Regions from separate parts of the Homo sapiens genome. Here region 2 is linked to region 1. A link is an interaction called in ENCODE POLR2A ChIA-PET data of the cell type or tissue named here. Cell type or tissue: OCI-LY7. All regions are shown on one strand.

Evidence for each region. Peaks named below come from ENCODE experiments on the same cell type or tissue, not always from the same donor. Only the 100,000 strongest peaks of a DNase experiment are listed, where the experiment ranks them.
Region 2: POLR2A ChIA-PET joins it to region 1 with 7 read pairs; 12 of 35 experiments call an interaction of 5 or more read pairs at or near these places.

Annotation. Positions count from the first base shown.
Region 1 is chr20:50,933,189-50,937,188 of GRCh38, reverse strand. DPM1 (dolichyl-phosphate mannosyltransferase subunit 1, catalytic) reads left to right here. Exons shown (of 9, transcript NM_003859.3): 8 at 927-1,041; 9 at 1,953-2,319. The coding sequence ends at 2,057. The region is part of intron 2 of ADNP-AS1 (ADNP antisense RNA 1); the gene reads right to left. Among named protein-coding and RNA genes, the nearest start is that of ADNP, 3.8 kb to the right of the region's middle. In OCI-LY7, no CTCF peak of the experiment used is centred here; no DNase peak of the experiment used is centred here.
Region 2 is chr20:50,857,525-50,861,524 of GRCh38, reverse strand. The region is part of intron 4 of BCAS4 (breast carcinoma amplified sequence 4); the gene reads right to left. Among named protein-coding and RNA genes, the nearest start is that of BCAS4, 64 kb to the right of the region's middle. RefSeq lists an enhancer at 158-679. In OCI-LY7, no CTCF peak of the experiment used is centred here; a DNase peak (open chromatin) is centred at 2,234; H3K27ac peaks cover 3,454 bases.

The DNA of each region.
Region 1 (4,000 bases):
AGGTCCAGATGGCCTTAACTTTGAAGAGAACAAAGTTACACCAAACTGCCTCTTCTTGCTTTCTCCCCTCTCCCCACAAAAAAAGGTAGAAATTGCTGCCTCCCTATGAACTGAGACACTGATCTTTAAAAAAAAAAAAAAAAAAGTGTGACTCTGAAAATACGGAGCTCCCTGCTATTTAGTTACTGAAGAAAGTGCTTGGGTCTACCCACTGGACTGCCCAACTCCGCTGTCTTTGTAAATCTGGTGTTTGGCCTGCAGTCCATCTAAAGTTAGGCTGCACATTCACCCACTGTTAAGTGTCTAACTGTGACCTCAACTGGTGATAGGTGAATCCCACCAGGATTGTTTCTATCCTGTGATGCCTCGTTCCTGTTTTAACCTAGCTTCCCAAGCTCATCCTAGAGCAACTTAGTTTATCCTGGGGAATTTATAAAGGAAATCATGAGAAATCAAAACTCATCATAAACATTTATTGGAAAATGACTGTGAATTATGAGGTTCTTTCTTGTCATCTAACATATATAGTTGCTTCATGATCATCTGTCCACCCTGTTGTTCAATATTTGGAACAGTTTCTTTCAACTTTAAATTTTAGGGAAATCTTAAATAATGGATGGTTCTGCATCAAATGATTCATTTTACCGTATTTCACTAATTTCTGATAGTATGGTGGGAAAATAATTCTATAAAAAGATAACTGAGAATTCATTTTCACAATTATTCTAAGTTATTTAGCAAATATTTAATGGCCTTTCTTGCTTAGGACAAATGTATCATAATCATCAAGTGTGCGAGCTTTTCTGTTTACCAATGGCCAGTGAAAGTTTTAGGCTTTATACATACCAGTGAACTCTTTGAAAGGTCAGGATACATAGGCATGTGTATTTATCCAGAAGTTGATATATATTTTTAATTTCTTACAGATTATACCGAAAAGAAGTTCTAGAGAAATTAATAGAAAAATGTGTTTCTAAAGGCTACGTCTTCCAGATGGAGATGATTGTTCGGGCAAGACAGTTGAATTATACTATTGGCGAGGTATGCAACTGATGCTAAATAGTGTGTCATGTTCCTGGTAAAGGAGCAGTAAGGTTTAGAATTTTTATAATAAAAAGTTTAACTTTCATAACTGCTAAATTGTGGAGGTCTTCTAGTTGTTTAGAATATTCATGCACAAAGGGTAAAAATTCATATTAGTACATTTGAACAGTAAGATTTAAAACATTAACAGTCAGCATTCTCTTTTAAATAATTAAAAGTTCCTGGTACTTTCTCAATCCTAGCCCTTTCTTCTAACTAATCAGCATTATGGACTGAGTCTCTTTGCTTCTTTTCCTTTTGTCACCGCCAATGGCCACCATACTTTAAAATGAATGATGAGTTCCATATGTCCATTTCCTGTTAGTAAGAGAAGACCAGGAATTACAGAGCAAGGAGGTGGTGATCTGTAATATTTAGGGCTCGTTAGTGAGCTCTTAGGGTAGGGAAGACTCTCCTCATTTAATAGTAAAACTCTTATTCAGAGCAAGAAAATAGCTATGGAATGTCACTTCTCTTGTGGAAGTTACAAGCTATTTTACTTAATGCTAAACCATTGTAGCTAAATTTGACAAGTGAAAAATCTACGCACAAGGCCATTTTACTTTTGGAGTATAATTTTTCCTTGAAATGCAAACTGAAACTTGAGTAAACCAAGGTAATACCTAGAATCAGTGCTTTTTAAACAGTTGCAGATTTGTTTCATGTGACCTATCTTTAGATAATGCATGTTTAATTTTAAAGACTTGGAGATACACACAGTTGCTTTCATAATCCCCTAATTTTATACTTACTTTAAGGACCTCTGTTGTAGGACTAATCCTATTTCTGTTGTGTTGGTAATGTGGTATACCGGCTAAGCTGCCTAATTGTTTTTAAAGACTAACGTTACTTTTTTTTTTTTAAACTAGGTTCCAATATCATTTGTGGATCGTGTTTATGGTGAATCCAAGTTGGGAGGAAATGAAATAGTATCTTTCTTGAAAGGATTATTGACTCTTTTTGCTACTACATAAAAGAAAGATACTCATTTATAGTTACGTTCATTTCAGGTTAAACATGAAAGAAGCCTGGTTACTGATTTGTATAAAATGTACTCTTAAAGTATAAAATATAAGGTAAGGTAAATTTCATGCATCTTTTTATGAAGACCACCTATTTTATATTTCAAATTAAATAATTTTAAAGTTGCTGGCCTAATGAGCAATGTTCTCAATTTTCGTTTTCATTTTGCTGTATTGAGACCTATAAATAAATGTATATTTTTTTTTGCATAAAGTATTGCTGCCTTCATTAGAGTATGTGAATGTAGAATTTTTTACATGGGGAATAATTTGAAATAGTCTTTTTAAAAACTGGAATCATAGATCTTTATACCTAATTGATCTCAGAAGTAAGATAATGTTAACTGATGAAATGTTTATGGCTGTGTCTGTATGAATTGAAAAAGAAATACACACCTCTGCCCTTTCCTTAAAAATGTATCTCAAATTTCTTAAACTAGAAAATACATTTAGAGCAGGCATTTACAGTTCGGTTCTTTTCAGCTGTTGAATTGATGAAACATTTCATCTATCAAAGCAGGTCTATTTAAAATGCATATTGTGAATTGGGAAACAATTTGACAGCAGTTGATTACATAGCCGTTTTTTTCTCTTTTGAGCAATAACCTCTATCAGTAAGGAAAAATATTAATGACACTGAGGCAGAAACTTAGCTGCTACAGTAATTTTTAAACATCTTACTGAATTATATAACAATTTTTTTCTCAAAAGACTTGTTTTCATATTATTTAAAGACCCTCAGCAAAGCTCACATCCCTACTAATTTGAAAAATCTCTGCCTTAAGCTCTTCTCTCCATTTAGAAAAGTGTTCTGCCAGTTAAAATTTGGGCTAAGCTATCCAATAAAGCCAGGGCAAATATTATGTTTACCCACTTTCTCTAAAGTAGGTATTTCAGAAGAGATCAGTTAATTTCTAACTGTAGCATAGGTTATGGTCATGTAGTATCTTTTAAAATTTGAGTAAGGGCATGCTTTGAGCAAGTAAGTTTAAGTTGACTTTCTTCTGGAAATAAAAGTAAGAGGTGTCTCTAAATTATTTATTGAACAGTATTCCTAATTACTACATTTTCCTGGCTTAACTTGGCTGCTGAAGAAATTGAGGCCCAGCACAATGGCCCATGTCTATAATCCCAGCACTTTGGGAGGCCAAGGCAAGAGGATGGCTTGAGCACAGGCATTTGAGACCAGCCTAGGGAACATAGGGAGATCCTGTCTCTACAAAAATATAAAAAAAGCTGGGTGTGGTGGCACTCACCTGTGGTCCCAGCTACTTGGGAGGCTGAGGTGGGAGGTTCACTTGAGTCTGGGAGGTCAAGGCTGCAGTGAGCTGTGATCATGCCTGGACAACAGAGTGAGACCCTGTCTTTTTTAAAAGAAAAAAAAATGAAAATCTGATTTTTCATTTGCATTTCTCTCTGACAGATTCTACCAGAAATGAATCCCAGACTATAAAACCTGTGGTGTCATTTCGAACATTAAAACCACCCCCTCCCACGCTTCTATAGTTGAACCCATAGTACACATTCCAATAAGGGCCACTCTTGTTCTGTTTCCCTTATGTCCAGAACTGTCCAGCTGGCCAGTGAGGGAACTGCTTTCCTTAGGGAAGAAACTTCTCTCATTCATAACAAGAAGAAAATTCATCAGTGCTTGATGTGAAATTAGTTTTAAGCTAAGATAATAGAAATGTAATATTCTCAGTTTTTTTGGAGTGGTTAGAATTTATTTTTTCTTAACCTAAACTCAAAGTTGAGTTCTCAGTGTCAAGTATGTGGAGCAGAAATTAAGTAACAACCTTAGAGAACCTAATATAGATAGTACTGCCTTCTCAGATACTCACTAGAGTAGATAATGTTTGCCTTTTAAATCTTTTTAGTTATTCACACAATCATTA
Region 2 (4,000 bases), 76 kb after region 1:
CATCTCAGAAGACAGGCCGTCCGTGCTGGACGGAGGCCATCTCGCCTTCAGGGAAACACCGCACCCTTGTCATTTCACTCACAGCTCCTGCAAAGCTCTGGTCCAGCCCCTCCACCCCAGGCCCACACTGTGGGCTCCACACGGTGCAGGCCCTGGAGCCCTCCACAGCTGCAAAGAGAGAAACGATAAGGGAATGAGATCCCGAGCCTGCTTCCTAGTCCATGCCCACACCGATGCTGCAGCTGGTCAGCCCCTCACCACGCAGGGAACTCGTCTGCCCCATTCGCTGCTGAACTCTTGGCCCAGGACAGCATCTGCCGCACAGGAGACGCCTAATCCATGTGAACTCAGACCTCCCACCTCTGGGCCTCCCGCTCCCAGGTGACTTCATTTGGCCTCATGGAGACACAATACTGGATGCCTCCAGTGCTGAACTCCACGCTCAAATCTCTAACTGCTGCTTGACCACCCCAGCAAATCCTGTTGGCTCTGCCTGCAAACGTATCCAGACTTTTTTTTTTTTTTTTCCAGAGACCGGGTCTTGCTCTGTCACCCAGGCTGAAGTGCAGTGGCACGATCACGGCTCACTGCAGCCTCAACCTCCTGGGCTCAAGTGACACACTCTTTGTCTTTTTCTTTTATTTATTTTTTTGAGATGGAGTCTCGCTATGTCGCCAGGCTCAAGGACAGTGGCATGATCTTGGCTCACTGCAACCTCCGCCACAGGTTCAAGCAATTCTCTTGCCTCAGCCTCCTGAGTAGCTGGGATTGCAGGTGTGTGCCTTCACACCTGGCTAATTTTTGTATTTTTAGTAGAGACGGGGTTTCGCCATGTTGGCCAGGCTGGTCTTGAACTCCTGACCTCAGGTGACCCACCCTCCTGGGCCTCCCAAAGTGCTGGGATTATAGGCGTGAGCCACCACGCCCGGCCCAGACTCTTAATTCATGTAGCAACTTGGACAAATCTCCAGGGAAGTATGTGAGTGAAAACAGCCAATCCCAAAGGGTCACAGACTGCACCGTTCCATTTATAGAACATTTTTGAAATGGCAAAATCTTAAAAATGGAGGGCAGATGAGTGGTAGCCAGGGGTTGGGCAGGGAGTTGGAGGACAGGAAGGGTTAGGGTGGTTATAAAGGACAGCACAGGGGACCTGGCGGGACCCTGCTCAGTGTCTTGGCTGATAGAAGTAAATTGTATGGAATGGGTACAAACCTACAGGACTTATGCCATATGCAAATGAGTCCAAGTCGGACTGGGGAGCTCTGCATGGGATCAGCAGGTCAGATTCATGTTGCTATCCTGGTTGGGATATTGTGCTATGGTTTTGAAGCATGTTACCACTGGGGACAACTGGGCACAGAAAGGGATCTCTCTGTGTTCTTTTTCCAGGCAGGATCTCACTCTGTCGCCCAGGCTATAGTGCAGTGGTGCAATCACAGCTCACTGCAGCCTCAACCTCCCAGGCCCAAGCAATCGTCCTACCTCAGCTTCCCAAATGCCTGGAACCCCAGACATATGCTACTATGCCCAACTAATTCTTTTCTTTTGAGATGGGGGTCTCCCTATGTTGCCCAGGCTGGTCTCGAAATCCTGGGTTCAAGCGATCCTCCCGCCTCAGCCTCCCAAAGTGTTGGGATTACAGGCGTGAGCCACCGCGTCCGGCCTCTCCATGTTATTTCTTGTAACCGAATGTGAATCTACAATGTTCTCAAAAGAAAATTTCAATTAACACGCACACACATCCAGAGTTGGCTACACCTCCCCACCTCCTCCTGCCCCCCTCAACCTGCGCCAGGCCACCAGCACGTCTCCTGGACCATTCCAGCGGCTCTAAGCTCCCTAAGCTCCACACCGCACACCTGGCATCTTCCCTCTACATGCAGCAGAGCGGTCCCAGTAAAACAAGGGCTGAGCAGGTCTCAGAGCCTCCAGGCTGAGCCTCCCACTGGCCCCAGAGCCTACTCCCTCCACTTCTTCCCTCCCCCAGAGCACCAGCCACCTGGCTCTCAAGTCACCTCCCCAGAGGCTCTCCCTGGCCCCTGTCTCCTCCTCCTCAGACACCTCTCCTTTCCCTTCCTTACAGGGCTCTCCCTGGGGCATATCACACACTAGGCCATCGCCAGGGCCAGGAGCAGGCGGCCTCTACTCCTTCCACGCCAAGGGTCTGAACAGTGCCTAGCTCACACAGGTGGTTCAAAGATAAGTGCAGTCGGCCCTCCACATCCGTGGGTTCCACATCCATGCGTTCAACCAACATGAATCAAAAATATTCAAAACCGAGGCTAGGCGTGGTCGCTCAAGCCTGTAATCTCAGCCCTTTGGGAGGTCAAGGCGGAAGGATCACTGGAGCCCAGGAGTTCAGACCAGCCTGGGCAACATAGCAAGACATTGTCTCTACATTAATAATAATAATAATAAATTAGCCGGGCATGGTGGCACACCTGTAGTCTCTCAGCTACTTGCGGGGGGCTGAGGTGGGAGGATTGCTTGAGCCCAGGAGGTCAAGGCTGCAGTGAGCTGAGATCTCACCACTGCACTCCAGCCTGGGTGACAGGGCAAGATTCTGTGTCACACAATAATAATAATAATAATAATAGCAAGAGCCTGTCTCTACAAAAAATACAAAAGTTAGCCAGGCGTGGTGGCACATCCCTGTAGTCCCAGCTACTCAGGAGGCTGAGGTGGTAGGATTGCTCGAGCCCAGAAGTTTGAGGCTGCAGTGAGCTATGATCTGTGTCACTGCATTCCAGCCTGGGCGAAAGAGTGACTGTCTCACCAAAAAAAAAAAAAAAAAAATTCAAGAAAAAAAAAAAAGGATGGTTGTATCTGTACTGAACATGTTCTGATTTTTGGTCATTATTCCCCAAACAATACAGTGTAACAGCTATCTATATAGCATTTACTTTGTTTTTTTGTTTTTGAGACAGAGTCTCACTCAGTCACCCAGGCTGGAGCACAATGGCGCGATCTTGGCTCACTGCAACCTCTGGCTCTTGGTTTCAAGTGATTCTCCTGCCTCACCCTCCCAAGTAGCTGAGATTACAGGCGCTTGCCACCATGCCCGGCTAATTTTTCTATTTTTAGTACAGACAGGGTTTCACCATGTTGGCCAGGCTGGTCTCAAACTCTTGACCTCAGATGATCCACCCACCTCGGCCTCCCAAAGTGCTGGGATTACAGGTGTGAGCCACCATGCCCGTCCAGCATTTACTTTGTATTAGGTATTATAAGTAATCTAGAGATGATTTAGAGTATATGGAAGGATGTATGTAAGTTATATGCAAATTCTCTCTATATATTCTCTGTATTAGAGACTCAAGCACCCATGGATTTTTGATAACTGAAAGGGGTTCCTGGAGCCAAGCCCCATGGATACCAGGGATTACTGTACTAACTTGAATGAATGAATGAATGAAGATGGGGTGGAGGTTTGGCAGCAGAGTTAAGCCTGGCCCAGGGGCTGGAGTTGCTAGTTCTTGGCAGCTCCCGGAGCAGACAAGCAGGCTAAGAGGGGACTGTGTGGGGACGGGATGGGCATGGAGGTGGATGGAAGGAAGCTCCAGGCAGCAACACTGTGGGGTGGTCTCCAGGCTCAAGAACCCTAGAGACAGAGGGAAAGAGGAGAACATCCTGCTGGCTGAGCCGCCCACCCTCACCCCACCATGGACATTCTCAACAGAACCAGAAATGGGGGACTGCTGATGGGGAATAACTCACTTCTCAGGGCACAAAGCCTTAGAGGCTTCCCACTACCTGCCCATTCCCTCAGTGAGACTCATGTTGCTTATGGGAATAAGGGTGGAAGTGGAGGTGGGGGTCACAGAGGACCTCGAATTTGCACTTTGACATCCCCCACCAAAGCCCCAGAGCTGCTAGCATTGAGAGCAGAGTCCCTTCATCCAGCGCAGTAAACTGTCCCATTTCCAAATCCCTCAGATGGCAGCGGTCCCCCTTCCTAGCTGTGTGACCTTGGCCAAGTTACTAACCTCTCTGTGCC